Linked DNA regions of Homo sapiens: regions 1 and 2 are each linked to region 3. A link is a loop called in an ENCODE intact Hi-C map of the cell type or tissue named here. Cell type or tissue: PC-3. All regions are shown on one strand. Each heading gives the region's core, and the rest is flanking DNA. Links, peaks and the distances in the headings are about the cores only.

The links. A loop is a pair of places that touch in the nucleus more often than their neighbours do. Peaks named below come from ENCODE experiments on the same cell type or tissue, not always from the same donor. Only the 100,000 strongest peaks of a DNase experiment are listed, where the experiment ranks them.
Region 1: a loop joins it to region 3, with 5 times the contacts of the local background. A loop is called at or near these places in 3 of 110 quality-filtered maps.
Region 2: a loop joins it to region 3, with 3 times the contacts of the local background. A loop is called at or near these places in 9 of 110 quality-filtered maps.

The regions. Positions count from the first base shown.
Region 1 is chr11:104,621,405-104,625,961 of GRCh38, reverse strand. No RefSeq gene overlaps it. Among named protein-coding and RNA genes, the nearest start is that of LINC02552, 14 kb to the right of the region's middle. In PC-3, for the core only: no CTCF peak of the experiment used is centred there; a DNase peak (open chromatin) is centred at 2,231; H3K4me3 peaks cover 502 bases; H3K27ac peaks cover 1,217 bases.
Region 2 is chr11:104,161,858-104,166,414 of GRCh38, reverse strand. PDGFD (platelet derived growth factor D) reads left to right here and starts at 2,268. Exons shown (of 7, transcript NM_025208.5): 1 at 2,268-2,611. The coding sequence starts at 2,488. In PC-3, for the core only: a CTCF peak has its summit at 2,224; a DNase peak (open chromatin) is centred at 2,084; H3K4me3 peaks cover 1,721 bases.
Region 3 is chr11:105,861,724-105,864,223 of GRCh38, reverse strand. It overlaps GRIA4 (glutamate ionotropic receptor AMPA type subunit 4), which reads right to left. Exons shown (of 17, transcript NM_000829.4): 5 at 2,016-2,200. Among named protein-coding and RNA genes, the nearest start is that of MSANTD4, 160 kb to the left of the region's middle. In PC-3, for the core only: a CTCF peak has its summit at 1,228 (motif pointing right); a DNase peak (open chromatin) is centred at 1,263.

The DNA of each region.
Region 1 (4,557 bases), core at 1,065-3,564, 1.2 Mb after region 3:
GTGGTGAGTATACTACTGTTTGTTATATAATTTTCTATATTTTACATATGATTATTATATTTTATACTAAAATGTGTGACAGTAAATTGAAATTGTTTTCGTCATGTATTAATCAACCTGACATTAACTTTATTAATTTCATTAATACTGACTTGCACAATTAGACAAGTTATCATGAAAAAATAGCTAATAATATTTATCATTTATTGGAAGTGTATTTTCTGAAGCCCTACAAGTTTTTATATTCTTTATTCATTTAACTATTTTTAAAATTGCTTTAAATAGATGTAAATGTTGCTGAAATTGCTTGCTAAAGACAAAACTATTAATGGATTGAGCTGGGACTAATACAAAAGTTAGTCTGTTACCTACTTCCATGGAGCTGTGCTACATCTGTAAGGACGTAGTTACCAGTACTAACTACAGAGCTCCCAGAGTCATTAAAAGGAGATGTGTCTGGCCTCAGTAACCTTCTTGTCTGGACATAAGCCCAATGCAACTAACTGAATCATCTGGATATGGGTCCAATGCCAAAAACTCTTTAATCACATAGTCCCCACGATTATTGTATCTTCACCTCTCTTTGTGAGATCTGGATTATGCCTAGAGGTTTAGAGTTGGCAGAAAGACAATGTGCACTGGAAATAGAAAAAGTTCAGGGTAGTTAATGAGAAGAAAGGAGTTCATATGAGTCAGTTTCAGCAGAACAAATTTCTGAAACAGTCCTTAAAAGTATGTAGAATTGTTGTAACAAACGACATCACCTATGAATAATATGTTACTTTTAATTATATTAAAGTTTATTTCAGCTTAGATAGTTGTTTTTTTATTCTGAATAGAATTACTCCTAATATTAATAAATTCAAAATCTCAATATTTTTCTTTTAATTCATTTTTACCAATACGAAGCTATAGCTTTTAAAACTGTTGCTAATAAATGATGTTTTACATATTATGTTCATAATTCTGATGACATTGAGAATGAAAAATCTAGTCCTACAATTCAACATCCAGTGTTCCACAAAACACAAGGAATGTGATAGGACTTTCACAGTGGCTTCATATTGCCGATTACATCTACATATTGACTTCAACAAACTGAGACCTTTAATTCTTACCTTCCTCTATGTTGAACATTTTCAAAAAATTATAAAGCCACCATTGTGATTAAATTTAACTTTGTGTCATGTTTAGTTTCTTTAACTCATCTGTCATCAATTTTCTCATAGACAAAATATAGTGTAGAATATCTTCAAAGCTAATTTAATATATAAATTTGTACCTTTTTAAAATTATATGTGATAATATAATATATATTTGCAATCCTTACATATACAACATTCCCATAAATTTTTTCTCATAATTTTCACTCCAAATCAATATCCTGATAACTATATTACTGTCCTTTGTTCTTGTGGTCTATTGATGTGTAACAAAAAGGGGTTTATAAGGAAAAAGGAACTTATATTTTGCATGTACAGATTAGTCAAATGAAGGATCAGAGAACATCTTTAGAAAAAAAAGATATGAAAGTTGTAGAAATTATCAAGGCAGGTTAGAAAATGGAAAGGCTGGAGCAACTAGAGATAAACATTGCTCATTTCATAAGTTTGCCTATATGCCTACATATCACTCATGGAAATTGAGCTCCTATAAATGAATCTACCAGTTATTTCTGAATTAACATATTAGAACCCAACACTAATTTCACTTTGAATCAGCTATACCCTAGAGTTGAAACCTGCTAGATCTAAAGTCCTTTCAAATGCTAAGAGAAATGCATCATTAAAAGGCTGTGGGAAAAAGAGATCAGCTTAGCTGTCATTTCCTGTGGCATTAACTTGGAAAACAGCTCATTTCCATATACCTTTTCAGGCCCTGTAGATATTTTAGATACTTAATTTTAATGCATGCTAAATCATTGCACCCTGCAATAAAATTTTCTCATTTTACATCGGCAAAGACTTTAAAAGAAAAAAAAAAACAGAGCATCAAACTGGCATTTTTCCCCCAGGAAAATATTTAAATTCAGTTTTCAATTAGGCAGATAATTGTACATTTGAATGAGGGAACGCTTTATCAGTAAACTTCTTTTAGACTGAGGCTGGATGGGCTCTGTGTATACCTATCCCACTACATCTCATTTTGTCTCTCTGGCACTGATGATAATGTAGTAAAGAACATGAACTGTTTACCTTCAGCTCAAATAATGAGTCAATGGGTCTGCCAGATGAATACCAATAGCATTATTCATTATCTTGTGACAGTTACATTTTTGAAATATCTCATAGCTTTGTTGGTCTATATCTACTAATTCTTCAAGGGCAATTTCCCAACCTTCAAGAAAGAGTGCACAGAGCAACACTGATTCTGGAAAAATAAGACAGATGTTATTTGCATAATTTAGCCATGAATTTCTGAGTACCTACTGGTTACTCAGATTTTTCCTAAGGGATATGTAAATTATATTTATCATACTCAAGAGTAGTCCTTTCTCTTTTGATTTGATAAGGGGAAGCAGACTCTGCCTCCCATAGGGAAGAGTAGCTTCTTTTAAGGAGCACTGCCATTTTCTCCCATATGGGTTCTCTTATTTTATCAGGTAGATTTGGTGAAGCAATGGTGGAGTATACATTCTATGATGGTACTTTTCAATTATCCCTATGGAAGATGGCTAGTCCAATAGTTGGATCTCTGAATTTAAAATATGAGGTACTTAGGAATTTCTATTCTTAGCTTTGGGTCTTAGCATCAATTGTAAAACAACAGAAAAATCTCACTCAGGACACAATATCTATTTACATGAGAATGAGTAAAGATATAGGTATGGAGAAGGAAGGAAGAGAAATCAAAAGAATTGGTATTTGATAGTTCTCGTGTCTGTGGGAAATAAAGATAAAGTTACACTGGGGAGAAGATAGCTGGTTTGACCTCCGAAATCATTGTTTGTATAACTATTGGGAAATGGAAAATGAATGACATGAAAAATTAATACTATGCACTTTAAAGATTTATCTGAGTTGGGAACTTATACTCAAGTGAATCAAATCAGTATATTTATATAATTTTCTTAAACAGCATTTGTTTATTGTACAGGCTTGATTCTTAATTGAAGAGCTGCATAAAAGCTATAGCTGAAGTCCATGGGGACCACGGGAATTGAAGAAACTTGGAGAGTATGTTTTAAATAATTTATCTCTTAGTTAATCTCCTTGAAGCAGGGTATTAGAAAACAAAATTTTGAAAACTAGTTGTTTTGAGAAACTGAACAGATCTCACAGTCAAGGAAAGATTTGTGTGTTAATCCAATGCCATTCAAATTGAAAGAGAAGAGCCGTAGTTGTGAGATAAGCATATGCAGAATTATGAAAAGGGAGTCAAAACCAAGACAAATAGGCTAGCAAATAATAGGGACTAAACGTAGGAAAGTTAGCTTTACTTCTCAGAAGCTACACAATGGTTTCATGAACTGTGTTCAGAAATAGGGAAGGATAAAAAAAAAAAACTGGCTAAAAAAATGGTGTATTGTTCACTATTAGAAATGTTGCCTTTGAGTCATCATGGATCTCCAGGTAGATATGTTCAATGGATATAGGAGTTGTAAGGTTAGGGAAAGATCAGGGTAAAATGTGATAATCTAAGTATTATAAACCAAACGTTTGTGTCCACCCAAAATTCATTTGTTGAAATTCTAATTCCCAAATATAATTATATCAGAAGGCGAGGTATTGGGAAATAATTAGGTAATGAGGGTGGAGCACTCATGAATGAAATTAGGGCCCTTACAAAAGAGACCCTAAGAACTCTTTTACTCTTTTTCTACCATGTGAGGATAAAAGTAGAAGTTGGCGGTCTACAATCCAGAAGAGAGTCCTCATCAGAACTTAACCATGCTGGCACCCGGATTTCAGACTTCCAGTCTCTAGAATTAGGAGAAATAAATTTCTGTTGTGTCTAAGCCACTCAAACCAAGGTACTTTGTTTTAGCAGCCCAAACTGACCAAGACACTGTGCATGTAGACAACAGTTAAACACGTGTGAATAGAGAGATTTTTCAAAGAGAACAAATAAGATGATCAGTGGGTGTGTGAAAGGTGGAATGGCGACTCATAAGGAGGTATAAAGGGGTGGAGGAGGAATAGGAGACCTGGTGGAGACTTGGAAAGGAAGAGTCGAAGAGAAAACAGGAGAATTAAGAGAATGAAGGTACAGATTGGTAATCACATCTAGAACCATTGTGGCATTTTTGAGAATAATTGTATGAGCAGTTTGATTCTAATTCAAATATTTAGCTTAATGTCTCCAGTAAAATTTTCAATTTTACAAATTAACTTTTTCTCTTGTTATATAAATCTTACAAGTAATCATAATTAATGACCAAATATTTAAAATTTTAAAGAAGTATGAACTATACTAGTTTTGTCAATCTAGAATGATCTTATTCAAAGTATTTTAAAAATTAATCATTTTGAATCTAAAATTAGAGATCTAGAGAAAGAGTGAGATAAACATAAAACAGAGAAATTATTCATGGTATAAACAATTTTTTTGACTACT
Region 2 (4,557 bases), core at 1,065-3,564, 1.7 Mb after region 3:
TTTGATACTTGTAATAAGTCAGTATCTTGATACATGTCATAATTACATAATTATAAGTCATTTGCAAATTTTCTCCGTTTTTCTATAGTCTCATATCAGAAGCTAAGTATGAAATTGAATGAGCATTTCCAACCACTTCTAAAAAACGATATCACATATTTCAATTAGTCCCTACTCCTATCCCATCTATCTCTACCCCTTTTCACTTATTAACACAGTTACATACTTACTTGTTTATGTTCCCTTTCCTCTATTATAATGTAAACTCAAAGAGATTAGGAACTTTATTTCTTGTTCACAATTTAATCCCCAAGATTTTTAGACCAGGGCATAACACAAGGGGAAAAACTAATGCTTAATTAATACCTGTTGAATGAATAAATGATCCTTAGTGTCTCTCCCAGGGTTTCACTATATCCTGAAACAATGTAATTAGATCTTTTTTTCCAGGGGCTTTCAAACTTTTTTGATCATGCCCCAAAGAAATAACTATTATATTGTAGTGTTCGTGTATCTGAAACAAAATATTCATAAAACAATATTATTATCTCCAATGAACCCTGATAATTAAATTTCTAAACTATTGTATTCCAATCCATTTATTTAAACAATTATTCTGGTATTGAAGTTGATTTCATGGCCCACAAACCTAAATTTTGTAAAATACCATTTTAAGCCAAAAAGCCAATAGAGATGAAACATGTTGATCTTTGACTATGTTGAAGGGACACATGAACCCTCGTCCTTGTTGGATGGTATAATAACTTGACAAGGCTACCTTTTCCAGAACTTCCTGCCCTTCTCAGCCACTTAAAGTTCCCTATGTATGGATATCACTTACCATATGCCAGACTTTCAGGAGCTGGAAGGCCTGAAAAAGACTGAAAATTTTCTCTTCTAGATCTCATCAGCGGAAAATTGAGAAATCATATAAATTTGGATTTGGATTCAGCTACAAACAAAACAATATGCTAAACATTTTTTCACATCATTCTCACCACAACCATACAAATTAACAATTGCTACTCTTGCAAATAAATAAACTGAGTTTCGAAAGATCAGATGATTTGCTCAAGGGGACAAAGCCAGTGAGCAGCGAGTCTGGACTCATTCCTTTTCCAAATACAGTCCCCTCCCATGGGCAGACAGACACACGATGTAAACCAGAGGCAGCCCCTTTCAACTGCTGAGCTTCCAGACGCAGAGTAGGGAGAATCCCAAAAGCCTCAACGACCCATGCCTCTTCCTATGGACTGTGAAGGCAAGTGAGCACAGTGTTCTGCAACTTCTTCCCCTTGCTCAGTCTGTTCCTGCTCAACCCCACTCTGTCCTGTTGCCCTTTCCTGTGGAAGGGCTGGAGCTAGTGCATATAAAAACGCTCGTGAAGACTTCTTGCCCTTATTGTACACTGCACCACATGGCCCATCACGTCTACAGCCCTGTGTGATAGGTGGTTCATCTTGCTGCACCCTAGAAAAGGCATTTTGGTGTCCAATACTCTCTGGTACCAGGATGCCCTGACTCATCCTGGAGTTCGCGAAAAGTGAAAGCTACGCCATCCCTCCATCAGTCTCGACCTTTTCTCGGGCATTTTTGATAGATGGAGGGACTCAAGAGTAGCTTTCTCTGGGTGATATACTTTTATTTTTATTTTATTCCCTGAAAAGGTACCCTTGACTCACCCAAAGGTCACACTGATGGGAGCTCAAAGAAAAGCTCGGAATTAAGCTCCTTTGTGATTGTATTTTTTCACTATAAACAGTGAAATTTTAACTAAGTAGAGTCTCATTTTGGTTATTGTAAAATAAACACTCCCAACTCCAGTCCCTGTCCCCACATCCCACCACCATCAAGGCGGAGAGCTGTGGCTTGTGGGTGGATGTGCCAGTCACCTCTGAAGAAGTGCTGGGATTCTACCCTCTCCCACTTCCTCCTGGCGAGTTTGTTTCCTGAGCCCTTACAGGTCCAACCAGGAGGGTAAAGCCCAGGGCGGTGGGAAGAGTCCCGGCCGGCGATTAAACTGGGCATGCTCAGTGGCAGAGCAGGTTTAGGCCCGGCCTGGGAAACTGGGGAGCTGAGGTGCTCGCGCCGCCGCTCTGAGCCCGAGTGCGCGCCTCTCAGGGGCCGCGGCCGGGGCTGGAGAACGCTGCTGCTCCGCTCGCCTGCCCCGCTAGATTCGGCGCTGCCCGCCCCCTGCAGCCTGTGCTGCAGCTGCCGGCCACCGGAGGGGGCGAACAAACAAACGTCAACCTGTTGTTTGTCCCGTCACCATTTATCAGCTCAGCACCACAAGGAAGTGCGGCACCCACACGCGCTCGGAAAGTTCAGCATGCAGGAAGTTTGGGGAGAGCTCGGCGATTAGCACAGCGACCCGGGCCAGCGCAGGGCGAGCGCAGGCGGCGAGAGCGCAGGGCGGCGCGGCGTCGGTCCCGGGAGCAGAACCCGGCTTTTTCTTGGAGCGACGCTGTCTCTAGTCGCTGATCCCAAATGCACCGGCTCATCTTTGTCTACACTCTAATCTGCGCAAACTTTTGCAGCTGTCGGGACACTTCTGCAACCCCGCAGAGCGCATCCATCAAAGCTTTGCGCAACGCCAACCTCAGGCGAGATGGTAAGAGACTCATTTTATTTTTTAACTGAAAAAAAAATCATGTTTGCTATTGTTATTGTTCTTTCTATGTTTTTCCCCTTTCTTTTTGAATCTTGAATGTGAACTCGGGCTGAATGCATTGTTTGGGGAGGGAGGTCTCCTGCCTGTATCCAGTCCTGAGAGAGCTCCATTTCCGGAATGGGACTGAGAGGTGTGGGACGCGTGCTGATGGGGATAGGATAAGCCAGGTGGCTCACCTTGCTGCACCCTAGAGAAGTCATTTTGGTGTCCAAGCCTCTGGTACCAGGATGCGGTGCCTCATCCCGGAGTTGGCGAAAGTTGCAAGCTGCGCCGCCCCTTGGTCAGACTCAACCTTTCTTAGGCAATTTTGATAGGTGGAAGGAGTCAAGAGTAGCTTTCCCTGGGTGATAGACGTTTATTTAAATTTTATTTATTTATTTATTTATTTTTACGAGTGAGAGGAGAAATCGTGCGTTTCAATCTAGCAGTTATATCTGGAACAGTGACAATTTACTATTTATTTTCGGGAAATGGCAGTGTGCAGCCTATTGCCCTTTAGGTCCCCTAAGTGACTTTCCTATTGAAGTTCACCCTGACTCAGAAGCTCAGAGTGTAGGAGACCAAGGCTTCTGGGGTTTCATCAGTACCACAGGGGCACCAGGCTTCTGCTGCTAGTTTCCTTGCAGAAGCGGCTTCCAATTATCTACAAGGAGCACAGCTCCTGAAACAGCTGTCCTAAGCAAGGTCCCAAGCCAGCTTGTTTGTTTTCCTTTACTCTAGAGGACACCTGGGTCACTGGTTCCAGAGACCCTAAGCTGAGTTTATTTACTTTCTGGGGCCTCCACCTAAAACTGTAGCTGATGTTCCCAGCAAATTTTAGCTGTTCTGCCATGTACCTGAACTGACCCATAGGCTTTTGGATCTTGTTTTTTCCTACATCAGTATCTTTCTCTCCTGCTTGCTTAAAGTACTAACACATCTCCCAAGGAGACCATCAAGCAATTGTTGATGGCTTCACAGTTTCAGCTGACAGTATTTGACTGTCTTGGTAAATTCCTATTAGCCATCTTATCAGTTTCTTTCTTGGTATGTCCTTAATTTGGAATTTACTAAATGACTTTTGGACTTTGCAGGGAAACCAAAATTTCATTATGTTATCTGATGATGAGTAGACTATGGATATCAGTGTACTCGTCACCTGAAGTGGTGTAGATTTGTAGCAGGGGAAGCCACAGAGTCATCTTACTTTTTCATAGCGTTTTTATGTAAAAGATTCCAGCCGTGCATTTTTGGTAACTCTCTGTCTTAGTTAAAAGCACGTAATTTATTTATTTATTTATTTTTTTACTACACTTAAGGATTAGGCCCAACACCAAACTGTGTGGTTTTTTGTCTTTACTCTTTAATGTTTCCACTAGGGACAGATCTTGTAGGTTTGTTATTAGTTGCACTTTATATGTCCTTTTAGCTACATAGAGTAAAATTCCACTTGTAATTTGCATGACTTCATAGCCATAATTTTGTAATCCTCACCCTCCCAAGTATCAGTTACAAGAAGTCAAGGACAGAAAATGAAAAGCATGTAACCATTGCCCATTAACCCAAGATTCTGACTAAAACCAAGTTATGTAGCTCAGCAGGTTTTTTTTTTTTTGAAAGAGAATAATCTCATTTTAGTTTCCATTGTTAAAACTCTATACATCTCCATACATCTGTTCAGTCTATATGGGAAATGCTATGTTTCATGAAAGCTTTAAAAACTACCCTGGATTTCTCATTTCTTCATATTTCAGTTAAAACTGTTTTGCAGTTACTTTAACAGTACACACACACACACACACACACACACACACTCTCTTTGATTAGTTCTGATTGCTCAATACTTTCCTCAATGTCAATGTCATCTTACAAGCAAGACTAGGAAGGAGAAAAACGTAGTTACACAT
Region 3 (2,500 bases), core at 1-2,500:
CATGTTCAGAATAAAAACACAGCTTTTCTTGGAGGAAAATTTTATAGGACAATTAAGAGTACATTATTTTCTCACAATGCAGTAGACTTTATTGCAATTTATGAGATTTATACCTGAGAGGCATTTTAAATGGACAAAGTTCTCTTACTATTATTATTATTATTACCATGCAACCATGATAGAAAAGAAACCTTTTAGAATTTGGCAAGAAGAATAGAAAAGGTAGACACTCAAGTTTTCTAATTTCTTTAATATGACAAAAAATATATAAGATGTCCAGTTTCTTTAGCAGGAGCTCATTTACGGCTTATTCAGAGTTTATCCAAAGCACCCAGGTGTGCCAATTTTCTTCTTAGAAACCAGCTAAGCCTCTGAAATGGGTCAGTGTGCTTTAGGCACTCAATTGCCTCCTCCAGACTTGGTCTTTTAAGCACAGGTGCTAAGTGGAGGGTCTTTCTGAGCCTTACTCACCCTCTGACAGGAACTTGGCAATCCAGGCAGTTCTTAGAATTGGCTGCTCTGTGGGATTCATCGTGAGTTATTTACAAAGCTTCAGTTGTTCAGGTCAAACAACTCAAACTCTCAATACAGGGGCAGGAGTGGGAGGGAGGGAAATGGGAGTCGGAGGTAAAGTGGCTGTATTGCTTAAGAAAGAAGAAAGATTTTTCTTGGATTCTGTAACTAACCATTTAAAAATTTCATATACATTGAATAGCTACAACTTCAAAAATTTTTTGGACTCTCTTAGGAATAAGCCCGAGTAATGTATAGGCTTTTAATTAATATTTCCCAAAATAACATATATATTTCTTCAGTATATATATATATATATTTAGCTTTTTCTTCTACAAAGGGACGACAGGAAGTAAATACTCTGTTATTTCCTCTTATGGTCTGGCTTCTTTAGACTTTAGCAATACAACATTTTTGTTTGTTTGTTTTCTTTTACTTTTCACTTTTACAAATGCTAATATAGTTGAGGAAGGAAACTGAAGACATCTAGTCCCTTGCCTGCAAATAGTAAAGCTGAATCTCTGAAATATATTTTGGTTTTCATTCTTACAATTGAATACTAAAGTTATTCCTATAAATAAACCTCCAAATTGGCAAGTTTACTAATGGAAATCAAGTCATATAATTATGCAGTTAAGCTATATGTAAAAAACTAACCAACAAAAAATTATATTACCCATGTCTGGCTGAACTAACGTATTGTAGATAATATGAGCAAGCATTTCTAAAACCACTAGATGGCATTCACTCACTGCAATTTTGGCCAAAGAGCCTTTAAAGCTTTATCATGATCTGCAGGGGTAGGGAAAGGCAGATGTTATCCATTATTTGATGATATTTTCCTATCATTTAATACAACGGCAAAGCTCAGTTTAATCTTTTCCTGGCTGCTTCAAATCAAATCAACAAATATTTATTGAAACATTTATTCAAGGACTTTTCCATTTTGAGGAGAGTTGAAAACCATCTCCACTGGGGTAGTAATGTATTGACTTATAATACCTAGCAGAAAACATGCTATATACAGTATTCCACTAAATTATATACAGTATTCCACTGACTTTTCTTTTATTTTATTGCTTTAGTAATTTATGTTGCTGTTTCTCATGTAGCACTTCTCTAAAGTAAGTGTGCCTCTAAAAATGGTGCACCCACAAATTTAGAATTTTTGTACTATTTTTAGATGGGATTAATCTTCAACATTAATATTTTCGAAAACTGGAGGCCAAGAGCTCTTCAAGATTCACACAGAGTCTTTCACTCATTCAAGTCTTAAGAATATGTGAGAAATAGCTTTCTAAATACATTGAGACTTAAGAACCAAAAAGGTCCTTGGTGATAAAAGATTGTGATTTGGTCCTGAAGATAGTCATGGAATGAAAACTCTCAAACCTCACACTCCAAATTAAAAGCTGGGAGAAGATGTTGATGGGGACAAGTCAATCAAAGGTTAAATTTTTCTGTATAGGGTCTAGGTTAAAAATATAAAATCTAGGACTTACCTGTTCTAATATGTTTTGAAGTCTCTCTATCTCACAGTCTATTACAAACTTCTTCTCTTGTCTTCTGTCAAGTTCTTCTAGAAGTTGCCTATAGCTGACATCATTAAAATTTTCCACACATATAGCGCTGACATGCCAACCATTTTGTCCTGCTTTTTCCATAATAGCTTGGAGTATCGAGTATCCTATTGGGGAAAAAAAAAGTTACTAAAAACATGCTTTTACTCCCCTTTAATGATGTATGCAGGTACTGAGCCTATATCAACACTGTTATGTTCCAAAATATACTGAATGCTTAGAAACTTAAAGTCTGTGTGGTTATTTCTGAATAATTTATTCTTACTTTCTTTAGTCATGGCAACAAAATCTCTTAAAATGTTGATTGAATGAAGTAGCAACACCATACCTTGTGCTCTCAAAATCTCTTTACTGGAGAACATTGCATTGCTGTAGACATTTTTTTGATGAGACAAACCCCAAACCAA